Linked DNA regions of Homo sapiens: region 1 is linked to region 2. A link is an interaction called in ENCODE POLR2A ChIA-PET data of the cell type or tissue named here. Cell type or tissue: MCF 10A. All regions are shown on one strand.

Evidence for each region. Peaks named below come from ENCODE experiments on the same cell type or tissue, not always from the same donor. Only the 100,000 strongest peaks of a DNase experiment are listed, where the experiment ranks them.
Region 1: POLR2A ChIA-PET joins it to region 2 with 5 read pairs; 1 of 35 experiments calls an interaction of 5 or more read pairs at or near these places.

What each region holds. Positions count from the first base shown.
Region 1 is chrX:100,375,681-100,383,680 of GRCh38, forward strand. All of the region lies in intron 3 of PCDH19 (protocadherin 19), which reads right to left. Among named protein-coding and RNA genes, the nearest start is that of PCDH19, 31 kb to the right of the region's middle. In MCF 10A, a CTCF peak has its summit at 3,915; DNase peaks (open chromatin) are centred at 1,091, 3,881 and 6,131.
Region 2 is chrX:100,094,968-100,102,967 of GRCh38, forward strand. No RefSeq gene overlaps it. Among named protein-coding and RNA genes, the nearest start is that of PCDH19, 310 kb to the right of the region's middle. In MCF 10A, no CTCF peak of the experiment used is centred here; a DNase peak (open chromatin) is centred at 4,204.

The DNA.
Region 1 (8,000 bases), 280 kb after region 2:
CAGTGGTTGAACTAGTACAGTCCCAAGCCCTATATGATTAAAGACAAGCCTCGGAAAAGAAAACCTCCCTGACTACTGGTGATAACCATGGACAAGAAAGTAGGGCATTTCAATTGAGGATCAACATGCTATTATTCTAATGAAATGGTGCTATGGTCCAAAGGCTTTGAATAGTAACACACCTTTGAAAAATGAGTTCTAAATGTTGCTGTCACTTTTCCATACTAATAAAGTCTCTTTATGCTACACAATTAGGTTAGAAAATACAGATATCGGCCAGGTGCAGTGACTCATGCCTGTAATCCCAGCCCTTTGGGAGGCTAAGGTGGGTGGATCACCTGAGGTCAGGAGTCTGAGACCAGCCTGACCAACATGGGGAAACCCCGTCTCTACTAAATTACAAAATTAGCTGGGCATGGTGGTACATGCCTGTAATCCCAGCTACTTGGGCGGCTGAGGCAGGTGAATCGCTTGAACCCAGGAGGTGGAGGTTGCAGTGAGCCGAGATCACGCCATTGCACTCCAGCCTGGGCAACAAGAGTGAAACTCCGTCTCAAAAAAAAAAAAAAAAAAAGAAAAGAAAAGAAAAAAGAAAAGACAGATATCATACTCTGAATTTTAGACACACAATACATATGAGTAGTTAGAAAAGATTGGGTAGACAGCAAAAGCATTGGTCCTGTGACCTCTTTCCACTTTGACTTACTTTTGGTTCCCTTCCTTCCAGGGATTTTTTTTAAAATGACACAATATTTTATTGTTAAAGAAAAAACTTAAACCAAAGCTTGGGTTTTTACTGAATTCCTATAGCAAATAGCTTTTCTTATTAGCTAGGTCTTTTTCTAAACTATTTTCTTTTTAAATCACTGTCATTTCAAGCTTCAGACTATGCTAGGAGTGCTGTTCACATCAAATTAGAAATTTGGCATTAATGAAGTGCTCTGGTTGAATTGGCAGAAAGGGATAAAAACACATCCCTTTGTTGCCAGTAACTTAGATTTTTTTCTTTATCTACAGCAAATGCAGAGAAGATTCATTTATGATGAGCAATAACTGGGATTCTACAGTAAAGCATCTGGAACAGTGCCTGGCACATGTTAAGCATTCAAGGAATGAGAAGCTACATGAAGAAGGTATTAGGCAATATTTACACCATTGTGAGACACTAGATTGTGAATTTGCAATGAAGTTGAGAATGCTGAGCAATAAAATCACAACTGGTAATGCCTTCTCCACTTTCTGTTGCTTGTGGGAAACCATGACTTGCTCCACTTTGTATTACTTTTGGTTCCCTCTCTTTCCAGGGGTGAATAAAATTGCACAGTATTTTGGTACCAAAAGAAATACAACAGAGATAGATCCTAGTTTGCAAGTAATGTCAAGGCATGTTAGAGCACAGTCTACATAGCAATGTTTATTTCTCTATGCCTAATTTATGTCTCTTAGAATTATATGATTTCTAATACTGTCTTAAGTCTGTATGAAGGCAGGGCTGTTAAAAGAGTTTGTTAAGAGACCTAAGAGTTTTCTACCAACTCTACCAATAACTGCATTGGAACCTGGTAAAAGGGTTTTTTTTCACACAATTGTGTTTTTAATGTTTTCTTCCCATTATGGAACAGAATGGTGGCAATAATGGCATTATGATGAACATGTTGCCTTCTAAGGTGCTTTAAATACGCCAGATACTAAACTGTTTCTAGGAAAAGAGTAAAACCAATACTTAACCTTCACGCACATAATTCTTCATCTTATGCACTGCCCTGCCCTGGATCCACCCCAGTAGATTGTAAACTCTTTGAGGGCAAGGATTATTCAGCACTCATTTTTGTAAACTCCGCAGTATCTAGCCCAGACTGATGCATAGGTGTTCAATACCACACAGCTGAAGTAAACTGAATCTGGGCAGATATGGCTAAGGCATTGAAGTGTGAGTTCAGAGCTTTGGAGAGCTGTGTGTCACAGCATGTGCAGGAGAAGTGAATCTGCAAGTGTGTAATTAACAACCCAGTGACTGCTGATGAGAAAGAGAATTCGATACTACGCAGCACTGAACACAACTTAACAAGCAGCAACTCATGTAAGGGAACCTAATACTCTACACGTTGTGGAGAGAAAAATCCTGAGAGGCAGTGAGGTGTAAGGGAATCTAATCTTCTGTGAATGGAAGGCAGCCAAATAGGGTTCGATGTGATTGGAAATCCAATGTACTGGTATAGAAGGAAATCCAATACGAAATAGTGGTGAAGAGGGAATAAGCGTTGGTGATTAACCAGACTGGTCACTGGAAATTTCCTTTGTTCCAAAAACACAAAACCAAGCTGGATAAATATTCAGCCCAGGATTTCAAGTCCATTGAGAAAGGGCAGAAATGACCCTGACTATACAAACACTATTCTTAAGTTGTTCATTTATACCACACAAACTAAGGAGTAGCCTGGGCTCAACTCCCAATCCTGCTCTCACCGTACAGAAGCCATCCAAGAGAAAGCGAGCTGGCAGTACCACTTGCTCCATCAGAAACAGTTACTGTGTTAAATGTCCTTTGTGTTTAGATTATTAGTGTTTTGCTGGCATGGAAATAAGAATGTGTCTATTGGGTTCTCCAGCTAACATGCAATCTGCCCACGTGGATCCTTGAGATAAGGGGGAACCCCAGAGCCCCAAAGGAAAAAGCTGAAAAGTATTTTATTGAGTAATCATTCTACTTTTAAAATAACCTGTTCGTCAATACGGTTCTTTTTCAAGCTCACTAACAGTAAGGAAATTTACATGAAAAATGGCCTTTAGGAGCCATCAGTATTATTTATGAGGAGCTATAACCGTGTCTGATGCTTTCCAATAGGCAGAATATGCTAAACTAAACCTTGCCTGTTCTTCATGTGTAGTTATTATGAGACTAGTTGGTTATAAAACACCCTGCACTTGTATTAACGTGCTAGCCAGTATAACCACCACAAGCCAAGCAATTCTTTCTGTCACTGGAACCGTCTGAACAAACTACAACAAAAGTCAGGTTAAGACATCAGAAGGAGATTAGCACTACGGGCAGATAAACCTGAAGTGTGTGGGCTTTTGTCAGAAGACTATACTAAGCTGCACACTTCTTCACTCCCTGCAGCTGGGCCATGGATGTCTTCTCTGATTATGTCATCGACACAAACAAGTCTCCCCTTTCGTCAGCACTGCCATACCAAGACATCTTTGGAGCAGCTTAAACTACAGCTCTCCTCTGCCTCTCACGTACCATTCACACAGCTGTCACAGACAAACATGGATCACTCTCTGCAGCCAGAGATGTGGGAGGCAGACAGGCCACAGCTGGATTCTCTGACCTTGGGCAGAGTAAAAAGGGCACACAGTTAAGAGGGGACAATCCTCTTTGGACTTCAGTAAGGGGAAAATTCAATGAAGAAGTCAGATTAGGGAAGAAGATGAATCTCCCCCTGGCCACATCATCTTCATTATTAGGACATGTCAGGAAGCAGGGCAGCTGCTATCAGGACAACAGCCCCGGGAAAGCAAAGAAGAAGAGGAACCCAGACTGTCTGCTTTGCTATTGGCAAAACGAGTCCTTCCCAAATGAGTCACGTAGGGCACCAACAACTCTGAGATCTGTCACATACACACACACACACACACACACACACACACACACACACACACACATTTCCTCCCAGCTCTCAGGAACACAACTTCTTTCCCTTTATCTAGACAGTAGCTTTTGCCCACCTTTATAAAATAGGTAAGGAATGGTTGCCCTTGATGGTACTATTACAAAGAGAAAACGCCAGGATGTATCCCTGCCTTTGAGGAATGTAAAGATGAAGAGATAAAGACAATGAAATTACGGTGGCCAAGTTGAATAAAGGCTGGCTTTTGATGCGTCTATACGCCCTCTGCTGACTGTCAGACAGAACGTCACAGAAAAAAAGTTGGAGCAGAAAGAGGGAAAAAGAAACAGATTGGAAGCAGAAAATAGGGAAGGAAAGACGCCTTTCTTCTCTGGAGACTGCTGTCTGTTTATCCAGAGGGAATATAAAGAGGAAGAGGCCCTTGACCTCCTATTTATCAAGAGTAGCCAAGAAAGAATATAAAATGATAAATATTGCCTTGACAGTACTCTGATTCTATGTTATAAATGTGACTAGATGAGCCTTGCATGCCCTAAAACACTATCTTACTGAGCTGCATCTGCACACCACCCATTGACATTGGTTGGGGGTGGGAGGTGGCATGGACTCAAAAGGGCCATCGAGCAGTAACTGGAGGAATGGATTTGAGCCACAAACCATCCATCTGAAGCTGGCTGCAGGCTGCTTCTTTCTTTACTTTGAAACAGATTCTTTTCATGGCTGCTTTTCTGAAATGAATTTGATTTTTTCAGAATTCATGGTAGACTCTGTGTGTTACCACAACCACCACCTCCTGCCTCAGCCTCTTTCCACTTTTTTAACGAATGGCTGTGTGTTGGATTCAAGACTTTGGCACTCAAATTCAGACCACCTTGGTGGGGGAGGGGTGGGAAATGGTTCCCTGAGATTAGGCCAAGAGTTTAATGTCAACAGCCAGCCGTCAACCATCTTCCTGTCCCCCACCTTTTTGCCTCACAGCTCCTGCTCACCCTTCAAGGGTCAGCTCAAATATTACTTCCCTTCCCCCAGACTAGGTTGAGTTTCCCCATTTTACTCTTTCATAATAATATGCTCTTTTCTTTCATAGCATTATAATTTTATATTGTTGGTGTTTTGTCCCCCCACCCCATGAAGGCAGGGGACTATGTCAGTTTTGCTGACCACTATTTAGCCATTATCTAGAACAACACAAAGAATGGCATAGATACTGGAAAAAAATAGCATAGAATGAAATAAATTAATATATCCATAGTAAAGCAAACTAAACTATTCAACAAAATGAGTTGCTAGTATTGAAATAACCCTTAAGAAAGCATTTTGAAACACTTCCTCCAAAGTCTCTGTTCTCTGATTCTTATTCCTCCCAAACACCCAGATATATTCAGTTACTTCAAAAGTGCTGGCAGAAATGTTATGCCACAGCCTGCTTTCTGCTTCAATCACCTTTAATTTTGTTTTCAAATTCCAAATCAAAACCCGTTTCCCTGCTACAACTTACCACTGCAAGTGCTTACGCTATGTTTATTTAATTTTGCAAACCAAGGAATCAATAAAACATTGTATTGATAATATAATTTCATTGAATCCTGCAAACAGGCCATCAGCGGATACTGAACCAATTAATATTGAATTCTATGTAGTCTCATTTGGTCTAATAGTCACATGTGATATTTACAAAGTCCATTATTCAGCAATAAAAAGTCCCAGGATTATTTGATCTATTTCTGACCTTTCTGGTTCTAAGCAATCTTCTTTTTTTGTCCACTTTGAAATATTACCTATAAAGCATTTTACAAAACTGTACTCTGTGAGCAACGTAGAAGGTCCAAGGCCAAAGATAAATATTAGTTGTAAACACCTCATCTTACTAGTAGGTGACTAAACATGTAATATTACCTAGCCTATGAATGTTCAACATTGATAAGAAAAAAACTGGAAGGTCTTGGCTTACTTGAATTTCACATACCTGACTTAAAGATGAGTTAGTGCAATCCACCAACAGAGACATTGAAAGTCTTCCCTATAGTATATGTCTGTGATAATGAAAGACAGTATAATATGACAAACTGAAACCCCAGTAAGACCAAGCCTCTTGTAGCCGTTGAAGATAGCTTTTTTCTCTGCTACTCAATGACAGGGAAATTAATTTCATTTGAGGTTAATGCTTACTTGATATGCTGTGGAGGGAATTTTTCTCCCCTTGGTTCTTTACTTACGCCAAGAGAAAGCACATCCCATGGAACATTTTAGGTAGACTGTAAAGGTTACTGGCACAATGAATATGATACACTTCTCTCTGCTACATCAATTATCAACCATTAAATTACCGTAGGCCTGAACAAAAAAGCAAGAACAAAGTAGGGAGATCTGTTTAGTGCAGAGAACCACTCCTAAAATTAATTTAAAAGAAACTGTCCACCTGAAATGAATCATTAGATAAGCCTTGTATTTTGCACATTTCACAATGGTTGGGATGATGTAATATGGGCAATTACACACAAGCAACTAGAAAGCTGTCGTCCAAAATAGCTGCAGCACAGCTGAGGTTTACTCTGGGTCTGTGGTTTATAGCAAAGCAACAACCTTCCCTACACACACAGCCACTACAAATTCAAAGGAAAACTGCATTTGGATATCATTTTAATTATACGTGCATGGATTACAACTCTATAAGCTAGAGAAGGAAAATAATCAGCCTGTACTGAAATGAACAGAAAATGGTTAGTACTCAACTGCTGACTATTGGGAACAATATCCAGTAATTTAAAAAAAAAAAAAGAAATAGACACAACCACCTACCTATTATTTTCTTGGCAATGCTTCACTTACAGTGAGACTCTGTTTGGCAGAGTTCACACATTTCACATTCAGGTTAAATATTATAACAGATAACCAAGCTTTTGTTCTCCCCCTCCCCAAGCCACCTAGCACTTCCTTAAAACCCCCCACAAGCATAAATTGTTCCACAAGTTGCCAAAGTGAAATTGGAGTCCCTGCCCTAGGCCACTACACTTCACCCCAAAATTGAGAAAAGAGTATAAAATATTCTTGGATAAGAGATACAAGAAGCTGGTTTCCTGGGTAGAAGTAAAACATGTCTGAGACAGAGCATAGTCCTGGGAACATGATCTCAAAAGTTCCTCACCATGAACTGGCTATTTAAAATTCATTTGTAAGTCACTTGCATGAAAGAAAGAAGAAAAGGCAGTGGCCCTGAAACAGAGCCCAGGTCTGCGGAAGCAGCAGGTCACAGGATAAGAAAGGCTTGGGGTAGTATTTATTAAAGTGCAGGTCACAACCCCAAGCCAGTGGTCCATGAAATTGCCATCTCCAGAGCTTCCTAGCTAATGGAGATACCCAGCACAGAGTCATGCAGGAGAAAGGTTGAAAAATGCCAGATTAAGGCCTAAATTGATATCCACTGACTCTGGAAAGAAAATACTAAGGGATAACATCAGAAGAGGGCTTCTGGCTCTCTGGCCAGCACATCTAGCTAACTCTGATTCACGTAGGACCTCCTCCCACTTCACATTTGAACTAGAGATGGGTGTCACAGTAAGGAACAATGAGAAACTCTGAAGGAGCCACTAAGGAAAAGAATACTGTGATGTAAAAAGGAATTTGTGTAACTAAAAGCAGAAAAGCACACTGAGGTGGAATTTGTTTGCAGTAACAGAATAGAGGCAAATGAAAGTTTTCTTTAATTTCAAAATTCAATTGTGTTGCCCTCTACAGTACATTGCTAGAGGCAGTAAGAATCTGATTGCCTCCTTCCAGATTAAGAGGCACAAATTAGATATTTTCCTAGTCAAAAAGAGATCATAATAGTAATAGCTACTTAACATTTACTGATGGCTTATTATGTGCCAGGTGCTTGAACACTCACATTGAATCCTCACAAGAATCTACGAGGTAGGTCCCATTACTCTTATTTTACAGATAAGAAAGCTGAGGCACAGAGAGGAAGTAATTTCCCTAAAGCCACTTGGCTCCTGACTCTAACTTCTAAAAGCAAAGATGCAATAAATCAAAATAACTATTACATGAACACTCAAGTGACAAACCGTATCTAAGAAAACATGGAGCGCTCCATACGAAATAGAGATGCAAAAGTCAAGAGCTCTCGTATGTACTCTGCCAGCTTTGCCTGATTAGAAAATGTAATGGAATAAAGAGCCCACTCAAAATAACAGTGAAACCATTAAATAGCCAGAAGTAATCTTAACAAAAAATGTAAGGAGAACTATGTAAATATACTGATGACATTAGAATGAAACATGACTAAATGGAAAGATGTCATATTTCTAGATAAAAAGACTAAATATTATATACATGTCAATTGTTCCTAAATTTATCAGTTTGGTA
Region 2 (8,000 bases):
CCTAGAAAAGATGGATAAATTCCTGGACACATACACCCTCCCAAGACTGAACCAGAAAGAAATTGATTCCCTAAACAGACCAATAACAGACTCTGAAATTGAATCAGTAATAAATAGCCTACCAACCAAAAAAAGCCCAAGATCTGATGGATTCACCACCGAATTCCACCAGTTGTACAAAGAAGAGCTGGTATTACTCCTACTGAAACTATTCCAAAAAATTAGGAGGAGGGACTCCTCCCAAACTCATTCTATGAGGCCAGCATTATCCTGATACCAAAACCTTCCAGAAATACATCAAAAAAAGAAAACTTAAATATCTCTGATGAACATCAATGAAAAAATCCTCGATAAAATACTTGCAAAGAGAATCCAGCGGCACATGGAAAAGCTAATCCACAACAATCAAGTAGGCTTCATCTCCAGGATGCAAGATTGGTTCAACATGCACAAAGCAATAAATGTGATTCATCACACAACCAGAACTAATGACAAAAACTACATGATTATTTCCATAGATACAGAAAAGGCTTTCAATAAAATTTAACACCCTTCATGTTAAAAACTCTTAATAAATTGGCTGGGCATGGTAGCTCACACCTGTGACCCTAGCAATTTGGGAGGTCAAGGTGGGCAGATCACTTGAGCCCAGGAGTTTGAGACCAGCCACAGGCAACATGGGGAAACCCCACCTTTACAAAAAATATAAAAATGAGCTGGATGTGGGGTCATGTGCCTGTATTCTCAGCTGCTTGGAAGGCTAAAGCAGGACAATCACTTGAGCATGGGAACCAGAGGTTGCAGTGAGCCAATATTATGCCATTGCATTCCAGCCTGGCCAACAAGAGTGAAATCCTGTCTCAAAAAACAACAACAACAAAAAAGAAACTCTTAATAAATTAGGTATTGAAAGATCATACATCAAAATATTAAGAGCCGTCTATGACCTACTCACAGTTATCATTATACTAAATGGGCAAAAGCTGGAAGCATTCACTTTGAAAACCGCCACAAGACAAGGATGCCCTCTCTCACAACTCCTATTTAATATATTATTGGAAGTCCTAGCCAGAGCACCTAGGCAGGAGAAAGAAATAAAGGAAGTCAAACTGTTCTGTTTGCAAATCAGGTCTGTTTGCAGACAACATGATTCTATATCTAGAAAACCCCAACATCTTGGCCCAAAGGCTCATTCAGCTGATAAACAACTTCAGCAAAGTTTCAGGATACAAAATCAATGTACAAAAATCACTAGCACTCCTATAAACCAACAATAGTCAAGCTAAGAACCAAATCAGGAATCCAATCCCATTCACAATTGCCACAAAAAGTATAAAATACCTAGGAATATAGTTAACCAGGATGGTGAAAGATCTCTATAATGAGAATTATAAAACACTATTCAAAGAAATCAGAAAAACACAAGCAAATGGAAAAAACGTTCCATGCTCATGGATAGGAAGAATCAATATTATTAAAATGGTCATACTGCCTAGAGCAATTTACATATTCGGTGCTATACCTATCCAACTACCAATGACATTCTCCACAAAACTAGAAAAAGCTATTTTAAAACTTATATGGAACTAAAAAAAAAAAGAGCCCAAACAGCCAAGGCAATCCTAAGCAAAAAGAACAAAGCTGGAGGCATCATGTTACCTGACTTCAAACAATATTACAGGGCTACAGTAACCAAAAAAGCATGATACTGTACAAAAACAGACATATAGACCAATGAAACAGAATAGAGAACCCAGAAATAAGGCCACACACCTACAACCATCTGATCTTCAACAAAGCTGACAATAACAAGTAATGGAGAGAAGACTCCCTATTCAATAAATTGCGTGGAGTTAACTGGGTAGCAATATGCAGAAGACTGAAACTGGACCCCTTCCTTAAACCATATACAAAAATAAACTCAAGATGGATTAAACGCTTAAGTGTAAAACCCATAACTATAAAAACCCTGGAAAACAACCTAGGCAATACCATCCTGGACATAGGAACAGACAAAGATTTTATGAAAGACACCAAAAACAATTGCAACAAAAGCAAAACTTGACAAATTGGATCTAATTAAACTAAAGAGTTTCTGCACAGAAAAAGAAACTCAACAGAGTAAACAGACAACCTACAGAATAGGATGAAATATTTGCACACTATGCATCTCACAAAGGCCTAACATCCAGCATTTATAAGGAACTTAAATTTACAAGAGAAAAACAAACAACCCAATTAAAAAGTAGGCAAAGGACATGAACAAACACTTTTCAAAAGAAGACATACATGTAGCCAAAAAGCATGTGGAAAAAAGCTCAATATCACTGATCATTAGAGAAATGCAAATCAAAACCTCAAAGAGATATCATCTCACACCAGTCAGAATGGCTTTTATTAAAAAGTCAAAAAATAACAGATGCTGCTGAGGTTGTAGAGAAAAGGGAACACTTATACGACATTGGTAGGAGTGTTCAACTGTTGCAGAAAGCAATTTTGGAGATTCCTCAAAGAGCTAAAAGCAGAACTACCATTCGACCCAGCAATCCCATTACTGGGTATATACCCAGAGGAATATAAATTATTCTGCAATAAAGATACAAAAATGCTGACGTTCATTGCAGCACTATTCACAAGATCAAAGACATGGAATCAACCTAAATGCCCATCAATGACAGATTAGATAAAGACAATGTGGTACATATACTCCATGGAATGCTATGCGCCATAAAAAAGAACAAGATCATGTCTTTGGTGAGAACATGGATGGAGCTGGAGGCTATTATCCTGAGCAAACTAACACAGGAACAGAAAAACAAATGCTGTATATTCTCACTTATAAGTGGGAGCTAAATGATGAGAACTTATGTAGAGAAAGAAGGAAAACACATCCACTGGGGTCTACTTGGGGGTGGAAGGTGGGAGGAGGGAGAGGATCAGAAAAGACAACTATTAGGTACTGGGATTAATACCTGGGTGATGAAATAATCTGTACAACAAACTCCAATGACTTGTGTTTACCTATGTAACAAACCTTCACATGAACCCCCGAACCTAAAATAAAAGTTTAAAAAAAGGGAAGGAAACTCTGACACATGCTACAACATGGATGAGCCTTGATGACATTATGCTGAGTGACATAAGCCAATCACAAAAAGACAAGTATTGTATGATTCCATTTTTATGGGGGACCTAGAGTAGTCAAATTCATAAAGACAAAAAGTAAAATGGTAGTTGCCAGGGGCTGGGGGGATGAGTCAACAGTGGAGTTGTTGTTTAATGGGTAGAGGGTTTCAGTCTTGCAAGATAAAAAAGCTCTGGATATGGGTGGTTGTGATGGTTGCACAATAATGTGAATGTACTTAATGCCACTTAAATATACAATTAAAAATGGTTAAGACAGTATGTTAAGCATATTTTACCACCATTAAAAATTTTTTAAATTAAAAATTACCCAAAAAGGTTACTTGGCTGAGAATAGAAAGAGGTGAGAAAATTGAAATTGCCTTTATAAATGAGAGCTCTAGCATTTTTGCCTGCGATCTCTCTATCTTATGATATGCATCTACAGCCAGATCAATGACAACAACATGTTTATTTGTTTTTTTTTTACATTCAAAATAATGGTACAATTAAAGAGAAGACTTCTACAGGTCTGTGGTGCCAGACCTACACATAGGGAAAATAGTTGACTGCTTACATACACGATTGGAAGTACTCTAAAAACCTTTACCTCAACCCCAAAATATAACCGTTTGAAAAGGAACTCATTAACCAACGTAGAGAAGAAATCTGAGCTCAAATTCAAGACACTGGTTCATACTGGAAAAAGCAGGCCAATTGCGAAAGCCAAGTAAGGAAGCCAGGGTATGAGTCCATGGTACTAGACTGGGCAAGAGCATCTAGGCAGAAACTCAGTCTCAGAATACAGGTAAGATTTACATTAATACCAAGAACACAGGCATTCCTGTTCTGGAATACATTCCAGGGTGAGAGATCAGACTATCATCTTAAAAATCTGAGTAAGGTCTTAACAGCACAAGCAGGCCTAAATGGCGAATCAGAGGCAAAGATATTCAATCAGGAAATGCCTGCCTTTTGGAATTTTTCCCCTCTTTCATCACTCTTGGTAGGGCAGATAACATTGTGTAGCTGTGTACTACTTCCTGTTGTGACACAATTCTCCATAGGTATCTGGTGTTTCTGCACATCTAGTGAGCAGAGGTACTGAATGGCTTTGTTCCAGACTAGCGTTCCAAGGATGTTTGCATAGTTAACAGCCTTAAAAGACTGAGACAGTGGCTCCCTCTGGAACAAAGAGAAGATATTACTGCTGATTATAAATTATTTGGGTTCCCTAAGCTCAAGATTCATCTCCTGTAACTGACCCACTGCGTGTGCAAATATCACTTGGCCCTCTTTATATTGCCCTGTGGGAATTGGGGCTGAGGAAACTGGTGCAAGGAAATGCTGTACTGTGACTACTGCTATTTGATGTGACTAATAAAATCCTTTGCCTCTTATTCAGAAATCTGTGTTTTTTTAACAGCATTTATGAAATTGTAACAGCTTGCAAGTAGGGCGAGATCTCAAACATATCAGTTCCTGACAACTCCTGAGGGAAGGCTCTACAGGTGCCTATAGTAAGGACCCATTTCATCTTTCGAGGCAATAATAATAAGATTAACAACAATATTAATAATAAAATATACTACTTGCACACGAACTTAAAAGTTTAAAGAAAAGAAAAAAGATTTTTAAAAGATACTACCATATTTTACCATTTATTATATCACTGATTGGTGGTTGTGTTTTTGGCAGTGGTATTTGGATTTTCTTAGTTGGTAAGGTAATTTTTTTGACTGATTCCACAAGTGATTACACAAGTGAAAAAACATTTAATAAAAATTTGTTTACTGAATAGACAAATGTATAAACAGCCTTGACACATTTGTTGTATTGGTCAACTCAATTAATTGCTGCCAGATGAATGAATGAATGAACATTTGCTGAGTGTCTAGCATTCATGTAGGTACTCTTCTACTTTGTCCTATCAAGTTCTCCACTTACCCAAGCAACCCACTTTACAGGTAGATTATTTAAAATAAGGGGACCCAGGTCATTGCAAAGAGGGCTTGTGGGGCTGTGAAACCGGGGGCTTTTAACGTACTGACCAAAGACGGATGTTCTCCATGAGAAGCTATAGTCACAATCATGACACAATTGATGACTGGTGATGTGGGAAGGTAAATAAGTGTTTCGAAATTTAAAAAAAAAAAAAAAAAGGAGACCTGATCCAAACTAACATCATGAATGATAACTCAAGTGTTTATCATTTATATCTTGGTATGATGTGAATAAGAAAGGGCATATTACTTCTGTGGCATTCTTCCCAAACATCCGTAACTCCAGTCTGATCATGAGAAATCATCAGCCAAACCCAGATTGACTGAAATTTTCCAAAATATTGTGTTCAGTGTTCTTCAAAGTGTCAAAGTCATGAAAAACAAGGAAAGACTGGTAAAAAAAAAAAAAAAAATGCCACAGGTTGGAGGAAACTAAGCAGACATGATGACAAAATAAAACATGAAATCCTGAATCGTATCCTGAACAGAAAAAGGACATTTGTGGGGAGACTGGTGAAATCTGAACACAGTCTGCAGTTTGGTTAATAATAATGTATCAATGTTAATTTCTTAGTTTTGATAAATCTGCCATGGTTATGTAAGATGTCAATGAGAGGAGAAGCTGGGTGAAGGTTACACAAGAACTTTCTCTATTTTTCCCACTCTTCTGTAAGCTTAAAAGTATTTCAAAATATAAAGTTAAAATATGGAAGGAAAAAGGTTAAAAGGGAAGAGAGAACAGCAGTTAGCAGGGCTATCATGTTTCTAGTTGACAAAGTTCTTCCAAAACAACCTTATATCGGCTGCTAGGCCTGCTAAACTTTCTTTTCCCAGCTCTGTAACTGTCTTCATCATGCTTCCTTCTGCAGTTTTAGTCAGAAACAAAATCAATTGAAAAGCAGACAACAAAGTGCAATCCCAACAACCTCTCATCCCCTGAACCCACTCCTGATGATTATCAAGTTGCTCCACATTCTCCAGCCTTTGAGTACATACTGGCTTTCTGAGTTCTGAGAAGCATTAGATCTTCCTAAGAATTCTAATGGCAGTTAAAAAAAAAAAAAAAGGCATATCATAGACTCTCCCCCAGTGAAGTGTATTTTGCTGTATTTAAGACACTTTGGAAAGTAAGGTTGTTGTAAGAGGTAATGTTCTAAAGAAAAATAAAAGATTGGCCTGTAGCTGATATTTCATAGTAGCTGCATGGCCATCTGGTTTGGTTTTGAATCATCCGAACTGATTTGCAGGAAAATGAAATACTAAAATCACCATGTAGTTTTAAATTCCAAATCCATCTCAGCTTTACCAAGTGGTTCCCCATCTGCAGAAGGGAACAGCATGCAGGCAGCCTGGCTCCAGCCTGACTCAAGCTATAACATATTTGCTTGTACCTGTTACTGACAGGTCCCTTACCAAACTTGTTTTGTAATGTCGGCTTGCAACCTTTAATGTTGTCACCTATGTCTTTCATGGCGCAAGTCTTTTGAACAAGAAATTCTTACACAAGTAACACCAAGACAGCACCAATTATTCTCATCTTGGGAACTGATTAACTCGTGACCAAAACTTCTAAAAAGCATTCCCAAAACCTCAGCTTGCATGTGGCTTTATGGATGAGTGGGATGCTTTCACACTGGCTTCCTTTGTACCTCAGATCTTCTTAGCATGAATTCCAAGTATCAGTTTTTACTTTCCAAAGTGGTGAGATTTCAGCATCCTCCATTTTTAAAAACTGGAGAGAGCAATCTAACTTTTAGGGGCTTTATGTTTTGCAATGAGAGGCACTGCTGTGCCTTCTTGATGAAAAGCACTTTGAATTGCCACATGAAATAGAAACCTTTAAGCTTTATTTATGCAAGACAGCAAGAAGCTTTGTGGCTTTTCATGAGGGCCTTTTCTCTGTGGCAGTAATTTTAATAAACTTGTGACAAATTCCTCTTGCTGCTCTGTCCACTTTAGACCCCCTTATTAATTTTTTCCACTTTTCACACCAAAATTTATTGAAAGAAAATCACCGTGACCCCACCTTCCCATCTCAATTCTACTCCCAGAAGTGACATTCTAGAGTGCAACCAGAAAACAGACCTGAAATGACCCAGATGTGTAAGCATTGAACTTAACACTGAGGATACTACTTTTAAGTAAGAGTGAAGCATACTTAAGGGTTAACAAAGAAAAGGGACTACACACTAGACTCATAGTGATTCTTTTTGGATTCCAACACAGGACCACTTTATAGGCTGAGGTGTCATTTCTCATTCCAGCAGTGCACAGGTTAAAGGCCATCACAGAAGACGATGCTGCATAAAGATACTTAAAGCCCAGATTTTTACCTATGATGAATGTAACTCAAAAATATTTCAGAAGAACATGAAGAGGTAACAGCAAAGAACTTGAGCTTTGTAAGCAGACAGACCTGAATTTCTGTCTTGACTTGGATACTCATCAGCTATTTCATGCTAAAAAGGTCAGGTAACCAGCCAGGCACAGTGGCTCACGCCTGTAATCCCAGCACTTTGGGAGGTTGAGGCAGGTGCATCACGAGGTCAGGAGATTGGGACCATCCTGGCTAACGTGGTGAAACTCCATCTCTACTAAAAATACAGAAAAATTAGCCAGGTGTGGTGGCAGGCACCTACAGTCCCAGCTACTCAGGAGGCTGAGGTAGGAGAATGGCGTGAACCCGGGAGGCGGAGCTTGCAGTGAGCAGAGATCCCACCACTGCACTCCAGCCTGGGCAATAGAGCGAGACTCTGTCTTAAAAAAACAAAAAGGGTCAGGTAACCTTTCTGAGCTTGTTTACTCAGATAAGAATCATCACTGTCCCTAGATTACAATGTTTGTTGTAAAGAACCAAATGAAAGTATCCATGGA